Linked DNA regions of Homo sapiens: region 1 is linked to region 2. Evidence: read pairs that join two places in POLR2A ChIA-PET (ENCODE). Cell type or tissue: A673. All regions are shown on one strand. Each heading gives the region's core, and the rest is flanking DNA. Links, peaks and the distances in the headings are about the cores only.

Evidence for each region. ChIA-PET counts read pairs that join two places held together with the same protein. Peaks named below come from ENCODE experiments on the same cell type or tissue, not always from the same donor. Only the 100,000 strongest peaks of a DNase experiment are listed, where the experiment ranks them.
Region 1: POLR2A ChIA-PET joins it to region 2 with 7 read pairs; 2 of 35 experiments call an interaction of 5 or more read pairs at or near these places.

Annotation. Positions count from the first base shown.
Region 1 is chr14:53,061,226-53,065,225 of GRCh38, reverse strand. It overlaps DDHD1 (DDHD domain containing 1), which reads left to right. Exons shown (of 13, transcript NM_001160148.2): 7 at 2,021-2,283. Among named protein-coding and RNA genes, the nearest start is that of DDHD1, 90 kb to the left of the region's middle. In A673, for the core only: no CTCF peak of the experiment used is centred there; a DNase peak (open chromatin) is centred at 2,165.
Region 2 is chr14:53,221,037-53,229,561 of GRCh38, reverse strand. The region is part of intron 5 of LOC105370502 (a long non-coding RNA gene); the gene reads right to left. Among named protein-coding and RNA genes, the nearest start is that of DDHD1-DT, 72 kb to the right of the region's middle. In A673, for the core only: no CTCF peak of the experiment used is centred there; no DNase peak of the experiment used is centred there.

The DNA.
Region 1 (4,000 bases), core at 1-4,000, 160 kb after region 2:
TCTTGAAACTGCCGGGTTTTTCCTCCTTACGTTCATTTCCTTCGTAAATTTTAACTCTTGAGCAGTGGTTATGGAAATTAGAAATTGTTTTAAACTTTTGAAAAGCTATCCAGTGCTTACTGTGTAAGAGGTTCGTTGAGTTGATTAGATCATATTGTAGACCTAATAGATAATAAAGTTAAGATCACAGTATATATTGTTAATCTTGGCTGAGATGTCCCAAATGAATACACTTGGTCACAAAGGGATCCTAATTAGGAGAATATAATTGGATCAGAAAGGAGAAGGAAAAGGAAAAAAAATTCCAATTAGAGTAAACTCGTTGGATACAACATAGAAATGAATTTCTCCTTTCACTGATGAGCGGATGAGATACAGAAGCATTTAGAGGTAGTACAAAGCTGTTTAAAAAGTTGGCTTTCAAAATCATAATGTCTGACCATAGATGTCTCATATATATGCATAAGCAATAGAAAAAGAAAATGCTGTCAAATCCAGATATGCTCTAATAAGGAAATACAAAGGCCATTTCTCTTCAAGTGTATAATTATTAAAACAGATGACATCATCAAGGTCTTCAGAAACTGTCCATGCTATGCCTCATTCCATAGTGAAATATTTTAGTATCAAATAGACTTTCTCTGCCTTAGATAATTTGATCTTGTTTTTTTACCCATATATGATTGCCAAACTAATGAAGTATTTGGTGTAGTGAGAGATGTTTTAAAATTTTTGAATATGAAATAGGTTAATTACTGGTAGTGTGATTTCCTTTTTTAACAAACTTTAATATGGGAGTAAGCTGGTATTTTATAAAAACAAAAAGATTAGGTATGTTTTGTCAGAGTACTAAAGTATATATCTTTTAGTGCTTTGAGATTTACATGGTACAAGTCTTAAAATCAAGGTCTTCAAAAATAAAAACGATTAAGAACTGTTGCTTTTAAAGGAAATTATTTTATCTAAACATTAGCCTTCTCTGTACCTACCTCATGTAGATTGTAAATCAGGAAAATAATGAAATTTTAAGGATTGGTTGATATTCTTATCAAAGCCAAATCCAAAGCATATTATAGCTCCTTTCAGACAGAGCCATGTAGTATTTCACACTGCATATTCCTGAAACTATGTTAATTAGAGTTTTACTTAAAACCCATGTCTTAGAAGATGTTTATGTACATTGCCATTAAATCAGTAGTTTGTAAAGTGTAGGAAGAAAGAAGACTGCCTTAAAACTCAGATCAGGGCCCAGGATGGGTTTGAGTAACAAAAGAACCTTATTCTTCTGACTTTATGGAATATTTCAGTAATATTTGTTAAAGCTTAATTTCAAAGAAAGCACTTTTACAAAGAAAAATTACGAAAATACTCCCCACATTATTAACCTCTAAACTTAAAATAGCCCTGCTTTCCAGACATAGAAAACAACTTTTTACTTTTATATCTGTATTGCCAACTTAGTGGGAACTTTGAAATACCCAGTAGATCAACTTTTGTTTTTTCTTCAATCATTCAGTGGCCTTTTATTACATTACTCTATCTAAATGCACAATAATTTATAATATGTTAGTATACCTATTATCATAAGCCCAGATACTCATTTTCTAAAACTTACTGACTAAAAACTACAAGGTACAAAAATTTAGAATTGCATGTGGGTAAGTTACAACAAAAAAGAAATTTGCGGGGGTCTTTGAAAATCTTATTGGTATTTGCATAGAACTTTGGTTTTTTTTTTTTTTAATCTATGGAACTGCTGGCTTATACAGTTGGTTTAAGGACTACAGAAGGATCTATGTAGGTAGTATCTGCCTATGTTCTTAGTGATGATATGGATTATAATAGTATGTATACCTTACTTCATTCCTGCAAGATTTTGAAAGACCTAAGTTAATTTTAATAACCTAGGTATATTTGATCGGTAATGTATGTTTTTCTACCTTAATGTATTTGAGTTTAGAATAAGTGTATAGTAGTCAGTGACAAGTCTAATATGATAATGTTTTCTTATTTCAAACAGCTAGTTAAAGGCCTTCAGCAAGAGCTGAATCGATTGTATTCCCTTTTCTGTTCTCGGAATCCAGACTTTGAAGAAAAAGGGGGTAAAGTCTCAATAGTATCACATTCCTTGGGATGTGTAATTACTTATGACATAATGACTGGCTGGAATCCAGTTCGGCTGTATGAACAGTTGCTGCAAAAGGAAGAAGAGTTGCCTGATGAACGATGGATGAGCTATGAAGAACGACATCTTCTTGATGAACTCTATATAACTAAACGACGGTAAAATATCCTCATCTTTTGAAAAATTTTTAAATGTCTTTATGGAATTACTGGACCTCTTACGAGAAAACTAAGAATTTCATGATAAAGAAATAATGCATTGTTCAAGATACAAAGATTACTATATAGCATGCCTAATCAAGCTGGAGACTGTTGATTTTCATGCTAATTACATGCATTTTCCTGTAGCATAAAATAAATTCTTTTGTTATTCTCCTTGTTTTCCTTTCATCGTTTCTTCACAGTTTGTTAGGAGTGAAATTTAAAACTTATTCCAAGCTTAGTCACTGCATAGAATCCTTATTGAAAATGTTTACCAGTTTATAATCCTTTGTAGTTTTACTGACCTTTTGAGGTGGGTTTCTACCTTTCTTATTATTCTGAAAATAATTTTTAAGTGCTTTTTTTAAGCAAATATATTTTTTTACATGTTATATGTATAAACATAATTATATGTGTTATATAATTATAAGATTTTATTATTTAATCATTTGTGGCCCTCCTGATACTATCTTTTAATTCTTTGCTGCATTCCTATCTTCATCTCTAGTTACATGCCTTATCTTCTTTGTTCTCTTTATATGATTAATTCTAATATAAAAATGAAAAATCACTCATTTTGATAATTTACTAGCATATTAAAACAAATGTGCTAATTGACTAAAATTTTTACTAGTTTTGTTTTTGTCTTACAGATGTTAACTAAGGATTTCATTTAGAATCTTATTAAGTACCATAGGCTAGACACACAAATATTATAGTGTCAAAATAATTGACAGGTTTGAAATAAAATGTCATGTTTGGCAATACTCGGAGCAGCATTTTAGATGTATAAATCCAGTAAAACTTTAAAAAAAGAAAAAAAAAGCATGGAAAATAACAAATTTTTTTTTTTTTTTTTTTTTTTGGAGACGGAGTCTTGCTCTGTTGCCCAGGCTGGAGTGCAGTGGCACGGTCTCAGCTCACTACAACCTCTTGTCTTCCAGGTTCAAGTGATTCTCCTGCCCCTGTCTCCCCAGTAGCTGGGATTACAGGCAACTGCTACCACGCCCGGCTCATTTTTGTATTTTTAGTAGAGATGAGATTTCACCATGTTGGCCAGGCTGGTCTTGAACTCCTGACCTTAAGTGATCCACCCACCTGAGCCTCCCAAAGTGCTGGGATTCCAGACATAAGCTACTGCGCCTGGCCAACTATAGCTTTTAAAAAATAATAATGATAATAATAACTTAATTCCATAGTTTACTAAATGTAAGTAGCTATGAAACATTGTAATTGAAAATGATGTTCATCAACAGAAGGGTTAGACTATATGGTTCACCTGTATTTTGGACAGTCATAGTTGTTACAAAAAAAAAATTGAAGTAGGTCAGGAGGCAATGAAATGAAAAGATCTCTAAACTCTTAAGTATAGAAAAGAGAGAACAGTATATATGGTATTAACCATTTGGTATAATTTTTTAAAAGATGTATATGTGCTTGTATATGACTCACATTTTACTACAAAAAAGCTGTTAACAGCAGGTATCATGACAACTAGCGGTACTTTACTAATTATTTCATAAATTTTTATATACTTTCTGTACTGTGGCAGAGACATTTATTAAATACTGTCAACCAGGATTAATGTGAGGGATAGTGGGCCATCATCTGCGTCTTTATACTTTAGTAAGCTAGCAAGCATCTAATATTTATGAAATTATAAATACGTGTGTGT
Region 2 (8,525 bases), core at 2,786-6,785:
TTACCACAAGATCCAGAAATTTTACTTTTGGTTATATACCCAGAAGAATTTAAAGCAAGGACTCCAAAAGATATTTGTATACCCAGATTCATAACAGCATGATTCACAATAGCCAAAAAAGTGACACAACCCAAATATCTATGAATGAATACACAAACAACATGTGTTGTGTTCATATAGTGGGATATTATTCAGCTTTAAAATGAAAGGAAATTATCACATTACAACGTGGATCGACCTTGAAGATATTATGCTAAGTGAAATAAAGCAGTCACAAAAGGACAAACACTATATGATTCCATTATATGAAGTACTTAGAGTAGTCAAATTCATGGAGACAGAAAGTAGAATGACGCTGACGGAGCTAGAGAGGTGCAGGGAATGGGGAGTTATTGATTAATGGGTACAGAGTTTCAGTTTTGCAAGATTAAAACAGTTCAGAAGATGAATGGTGGTAATGGTTGTATAACAATGTGAATGTACTTAATGCCACTGAACTGAACACTTTAAAATGGCTAAAATGGTAAATTTTATGCTATATGTATTTTATCATAATTTTTAAAGAAAACTAAAATTTAAAGAGGTTTAGCCAGGTTTCAGAAATGATAAATACCTCTGTGACCACACATGAAGAATAAAACAAAGCAATGAACACAATCAAACTGGCTTTGTGGGGGAGATGGGGGATGAGGGGTGGGCGGGGGGAACCAGAAGTGATCCTGGAAAACAAACAAACAAACAAAAAAAAACCCTGACATTCAAAAAAATATATATCCTGTCAAATGTACATTAATACCAATATTTATAACACCTTGCAAAGTACTTAATAAATATTATCCTCACTTTACACATAAGAAAACAAATTAAAAGGTCTTAAGCAACTTGTCTAAAATCACACACTTAGAACCAGGATTCGGACAAAGATATGGCTTACTCCATTGCCTTTTTTTTTTAACCCTATATGCAAATGTTTCTACAGTAGGGAAGATCACCATTAGCTCATTAACTGACCCTAAATTAATAATTATTTTATTAGAAGGTTGAAAGGCCCTAGAAAAATAGCCTACATTACTCAATAAAAATTTATTGAACACTTAGATTATCCCAGGCAACATTCTAGATTCCAAGACCATAGTTGTGAACTCAGATGGGGATGGGATAAAGGGAAGAAGTAAAAGAAGAGAGGAAAGCGGGAATGGAGGAAGATAGATGGTCATGGTGTACCTAAACTGGAAGCCTTGATAAAAAGTCTACTGTGTGACTTCAAAGAAGTTCCTATGTCAGCAACTACTTATTACCTTGACTGTGGCACCTTTCCCATATGATAAACTGTTCCTATCCTGTTTCTAGACCCACTCATCACCAATTTTCATGCCTTAGAACAAAAATCAAAACTTCAGTGTAGTCTTTTATTGGTTGTAATTCAAGTATTAACTCATCTTCTTTCATATATTACCATCTTAAAAAGGCTCTATCAAAATGGAAAAGCCATTAAGAAAGACCCAAGGTAATGAAGTTATTAAAATAAAAAGATGACAGATGTCAGCAAGATGGCTGACTAGAGATGCCTGACATTTTCCCCCACTACAAGAAAAGAACAAAGGCAATGAATGAACAGCTAAGATTTGACTGGAGTGTTGAAGGGAGAGCACCAGAGTGTAGCAGGGAACTGGAGATGCACCTGTGGTCATTGGAAGTTCAGGAGGACAGCAAGATGCAACTGGTCTCTGCAGCCTCCCCTCCCACCATGCTCCCTCCCTGATTGGATTGGCCTAGAGTCAGGAGGGAATTCCTGTTGTAGGGAAAAGGTAAGCAGAAGATTCCCACCAGCCCCCACTGCCACTACAAATACAAACAGTCCTTATATAACACGAGAATCCCACAGTCCTCACAAGCCCTGAGCCCAGTTTGGAGAGCTACCAGGAATTCATACAGCCACACTGCCCTGAATAAGGACCACAAGGTGTGCACTCCCACCCCTGTCTACCCGCTTTGAGCCAATCTGCTGCAGCAGAGCACCATCTTGAGGCCAGAGACACCTCTGAAGAGTGTCTTGCCCTGGGGGTCAGGAGCCACTGCACCTCTCCAGCAGTGGGGCTCCATCTTCATCATTCCGAGTCCACACAGGTGGCTGAATACCACAACCCCAGCTGCAGGGAAACCAACCACCATCACTGCACTTCTAGCCAGAGTAACAGTTTGCCAGTCCTCCCTGGGGCAAACCCACCCTCAGCCAGCCAAACCACTGTGCACCCTCCCCCAAGAGGAAAAGATTACCAAGTCTCTGAGCAGCCGATATGCCCCCAGGCCAGTGGAGTGACTATGTGCCCATGCCAGGACCTGAGAAACAGCCCCACAGTGCCCCCACCTCCCACAGACATGTTCTTGGCTTACCCAATGGCCTGTGCCCCCAATAAGAGTCTGACAAACAGCCCTGTAAGCTGCCCCTGGTAGGCACAACCCCTCAGCTGGCTGAGCAGCCTTGCACTAGCATCCCAGACCTGAGAAACTACCCCATGGGCTTCTCCAGCACACATGCCCCCAGGTCAGCTGAGCAGGTGTGTATTCACTTCCCAGGACTGAGGAATGACTCCATGGCCCATCCCCAGAAGATATGCCCCCAGGACAACTGAGCAGCTGTGAACCCATGTCCCTAGACAGAGAAACAGCCCCATGGGCCACCTTGGTAGGATGCCCTCCCCCCCAGCCAATTGAGCACTGCTGTGTTTCATAGGCCCATGTCTCATGCCTATGAAACAGGCTTCCGGGCTACCTCCCACAGAAGTGGCCCCAGACCAGCCAAGCAGCTGTGCAGCTGTTCCTAGCGCTGAGAAACAGCCCCGTGAGTTGCCCCCAGCAGACATATCACCAGACCTGCCAAGCAGCTGTGTGACCACATCCCAGGCCCGAGAAACAGTCGTGTGAGCTGCTCTTAGCAAGAACATCCTCAGGCCAGCCAAGCAATTGTATGCTCATGTTCCTGGCTAGAGTAACAGCCCTGTGGCCCCAACACCACCAAGCAAAATCCCAATCTGGCTGATCCATTGTGTGCATACATGCGCCCCTAACCTGAGAAACACCCTGGCAAGCCACGCCAGCAAAGTTACACCACCATCACCACAAATTCTCTCAGTCCAGGCCACGGAGAAACTCACAAGTGTCATTAGTGTAGATTATAGCTGAAGAAACTACATGGAGACTACACCACTATGTCCCTCCAGAACCAAGGCCAACACACCCCATTGAACTGATACACCAAGACCCATTCATACAACTAAGTCTTTCCCTATGAAACCTTCCATAAAATTGGAAGACGTGACTTTTCTGCCAGATGCATAGAAAATCAACATAGGGACATATCAACCATGAAAAAGTAAAGAAATGTGACCTCTAAGGGAAAGCAGTAATTCTCCAGTAACAGACTCCAATCATAAGGAAATATAAGAAATTCCAGAAAAAGAATTCAAGCCCTAATAATCTTAAGGAAGCTCAGTGAGATAAAAGACAATACAAATAGACAAAACAATGAAATCAGAAAAATGATTTGAATGAGAAATTCAACAAAGAAATAAATATCATAAAAAAGAACAAAAAAGAAATTCTAGAGCCAAATAATTCAATGAATGAAATTTAAAAAACCAATTGAGAGCTTCAACAACAAACCAGACCAAGCAGAAGAAAGAATTTCAGAACTTGAAGGCAGGTCTTTTGAAATAACACAGGCATACAGAATAAAAAAAGAATGAAGAAAACCTATAAGATTTATGGAACACCATTAAGCAAACAAATATTTGGCATTCCAGAAGGAGAAGAGAAGGAAAAACAGAAGAACAACATATTTAATGAAATGATAACAAAAACCTTTGCAAGACTTGGGAAAGAGATGGATATCCAGTTCCAGGAAGCCCAAAGAAACCCAAATAGATTCAACATAAACAGTTCCTATCTGAGCCAAATTTGAGTCAAATTTTAGAAAGTCAAAGACAAAGAAATAATTTTAAAAGCACCAAGAAAAAAATGTCAAGTCACATACTAAAAAATTCCCATTAGACTAACAGTGGATTTCTCAGCAAAAAACTTACAGGCCAGGAGAGAATGAGATGATATTACTATATTCAAAATACTGAAAGAAAAAAAAAAGCTGCCAGTCAAGAATATTTTACCCAGCAAAGGTATGCTTCAGAAATGACGGAAAAATAAAACTTTTCACAAACAAGGCATAACTAAGGGAATTCACCATCACTAGATTGGCCTTGCAATAAATGCTCAAGAGAGCCTTACATCTGAAAGTGAAAAGATGACAACCACCATAATGAAAACCTGTGAAACTATAAAACTCACTTGTAGAGCGATAAACAAAGGAGAAGGAGAAAGGAATCAAACCTTATTGTTACAGAAAACCACCCAACCAAAAAAAATAAATGATCAGAGAGGAAGTAGGGAACAAAAGATATACAAAACAAACAGAAAACAACCAATAAAATGACAGAAATAAGTCCTATCAACAATAATCTTGAAGGTAAGTGGATTAAATTTCCCACTTAAAAGCTATAGACTGGCTGAATAGATTAAAAAAAAAACAGACCCAAATATATGCTGCCTACAAGAAATTCACCTCACCTATAAAGACACACATAGTCTGAAAGTGAAGAGATGGAAAAAGATATTTCATGCAAATGGAAACCAAAAGCAAGCAGGAGTAGCTATACTTATATCAAACAAAACAGACTTCAAATTAAAAGCTGTAAAAAGAGACAAAGAAGGATATTATATAATAACTAAAGGATCACTTCAGGAAGAAAATATAATAACTGTAGATACATACGCACTCAACACCAGAACACTTAGATTTATAAGGCAAATATCATTAGATCTAAAGGGAAAGATAGACCCCAATTCAATAATAGTTGAGGATGTCAACACTCTAATTTTCTCTCAGAAAATCAACAAAGAAACATAAAATTTAAACTGTAACATTGACCAAATGGACCTAACAAACGTTTACAGAACATTTCACCCAACAGCTGAATAATACACTTTTTTCTTTCATTAGAACATGGAACGTTCTTCAGGATTGATCATGTATTAGGACAGGCAGACACATTCTGAGACAAGTCTCAGAAAATTTTTAAAAATCCAAATCATATCAAGTATCTTATCTGGCTACAATGAAATAAAACTAGACATCAATAACAAGAGGAACATTTGAAACTATACAAATACATGGAAACTAAACAACATGCTCCTGAACAACCAATGAGTGAAGTAAGAAATTAAGAATAAAAATTTAAAATTTCTTGAAACAAATGAAAATAGAAACACAACATACCAAAAGCTATGGGGCTCACAGCAAAAGCAGTATTAAGGGGGAAGTTTATAGTAATAAAGGCCTACATCAAAAAACTAGAAAGATTTCAAATAAATAGCATAACAATACACCTCAAGGAACTAGAAAAGCAAGGACAAACCAAATCCAAAATTAATAGAAAGAATAAGGATCAAAGCAGAAATAAACAAAATTGAGAATAACAAAAATAAAAAAATTAAAAAGTTTAATGAAACAAAAAGTTGGCTTTTGGGAAAGATAAACAAAATTTACAAACCATTAGCTAGACTAAGAAAAAAAGAGAGAAGACTCAAATAAATAAAATTAGAAATGAAGAAGGAGACATGACAATGGATATTACAGAAAAAGAAAAGATCGGCAGAGGCTGGGCATGGTGGCTCACGCCTGCAATCCCAGTACTTTGGGAGGCTGAGGTGGGTGGATCACAAGGTCAGGAGTTCAAGACCAGCCTGGCCAACATAGTGAAGCCCCATCTCTACTAAAAATACAGAAAATTAGTCGGGCATGGTGCCAGATGCCTGTAATCCCAGCTACTCAGGAGGCTGAGGCAGGAGAATCACTTGAACCCAGGAGGCGGAGGTCGCAGTGAGCTGAGATCTTGCCATTGCACTCCAGCCCAGGCAACAGTGCGAGACTCTGTCTCAAAAAAAAAAGAAAGAAAGAAAAAAAAAAGATCATCAGAGACTACAATGAACAACTACACACTAATAGATAAATTTGAAAACCTAGAGAAAAATGGATAAATTACTGGATACATACAATCTACCAAGATTGAACCAAGAAGAAATAGAAAACCTGAACAGAAGACCAATAACAAGTAACAAGAATGAATCAGTAATAAAAATCTTCCAAAAAAAAAAAGTTCAGGCCGGGCACGGTGGCTCATACCTGTAATCCCAGCACTTTGGGAGGCTGAGGCAGGCGGATCACAAGGTCAGGAGATCGAGACCAGCCTGACCAACATGGTGAAACCCTGTCTCTACTAAAAAAACAGAAATTAGGGGGGTGTGGTGGCACACGCCTGTAATCCCAGCTACTCAGGAGGCTGAGGCAGAAGAATCACTTGAACCTAGGAGGTGGAGGTTACAGTGAGCCGAGATCATACCACTTCCCGGGTGACAGAGGGAGGCTGTGTCTCAAAAAAAAAAAAAAAAAAAAATTCGGGACCAGGTGCCCTCACCACTGTATTCTGCCAAACCTTTAAAGAATAATAGCAGTTATTCTCAAAGCATTTCCAAAAATTGAAGCAGAGGGAATTCTTTCTAACTCATTCTACAAAGCCAGCATAACCTTGGTACCAAAACCAGACAAGGACACAACAAAAATATAAGCCAACTCCCTGTAAGCCAATATCCCTGATGAATATAAACATAAAAATCCTCAACAAAATACTAGCAAACTGAATCCAACAACATATCAAAAAGATAAATACATTATGAGCAAGTGAGATTTATCATAAGAATACAAGGATGGTTTAATATATATAAATCAATAAATATTATACATCATATCTATAGAATGAAGAAGAAAAAACATATCATCTCAATAGATGCTGAAAAAAATTGAAAAAAATTCAATATCCCTTCATGATAAAACTGCTTAATAAATTAAGTATAGAAGAAAAGCATCTCAACATAATAAAGGTTGTATATGACAAACCCACAGCTAACACCTTACAGAGTGGAAAAAAGTTGAAAACTTTTCCTCTGAGAACTGGAACAAAAAAAGGTTGTCCATGCACACTACTCTTATTCAACATAGTACTGGAAGTCTTAGCCAGAGCAATTAGGCAATAGAAAGAAACATAGGGCAACCAAATTGAAAAGAAAGAAGTCAAATTGTCCCTGTTTATATATGATAAGACCTTATATATAGAAAAACCAAAAGATTGATTCTACAAAAAAACTCTTAGAACCAGTAAACAAATTCAGTAAAGTTGTGGGATACAGAATAAACAAAAATCATTTATTTTCAGAAACAACAAACTATCTGGAAAAAAAAAAAAACAGGAGGGCAATCTCATTTACAATAGCTACCAAAAATAAAATAAAATAAAATACCTAGGAATAAATCTAACCAAGGAGGTGAAAGATCTCTACAAGGAAAACCACAAAACACTGATGAAAGAAACTGAAGAAGACATAAACAAATGAAAAAGACAAGCCATGCTCATGGACCAGAAAAATTAGTATTGTTAAAATGACAATACTTACCCCAAAAAGATCTACAAATTTAACACAATTCCTATGAAAATACCAATGACATTCTTTACAGAAAAAAAAAAAAATCTAAAATTTGTATGGGACCAAAAAAGAGCCCAAGTTTCTAAAATAATCCTGCACAAAAAAAGAGCAAAGCTGAAAGTATCACAGTACCAGATCTCAAAATAATCAAAACAACATGATATAAAAACAAATACATAGACCAATTGAATAAAATTAAGACCCCAGAAATTGATCCACGTATCTACAGTCAACTGATTTTTGACAAAGGTGCCAATAACACTCATTGGGGAAAGCACAGTCTCTTCAATAAATGATCCCAGAAAAACTGTATATCTGTATGAAGAAGCATAAAACTAGACCTCCACCTCTTATCCTGTACAAAAATCAACTGAAAATGGATCAAAGACCTAAATGTAAGACCCAGGACAATAAAACAACTAGAAGAAAATATAGGGGAAACACTTTAGGACATTAGTCTGATAAAATATTTTATAAATAAGACCTCAAAGCACAGACGACAAAAGCAAAAATAAACAAATGAGATTATATCAAACTAAATAGCTTCTGCACAGCAAAGGAAACAATCAGCAGAATGAAAAGACAACCCCCAGAATGGGAGAAAATATTTGCAAACTATTCATTCATCAGACAATTCATATTCAGAATATACAGGGAACTAAAAAATAACAAACACTGGCAAGAATGTAAAGAAAAGGGAACTCATATACTATTGGTGGGAATATAAACTAGTACAACTGCTATGGAGAACAGTATAGAGTTTCCTCAGAAAAACTACAAATGTAACTGACATATGATCCAGCAATCCCACTGCTGGGAATGTACCCAAAGAAAATGAAGTCATTATATCAAAGAGACACCTGAACCCCCATATTTATTACAACATTATTCATAATAGCCAAGATAAGGAATTGACCTAGGTGTCTAACGACAGA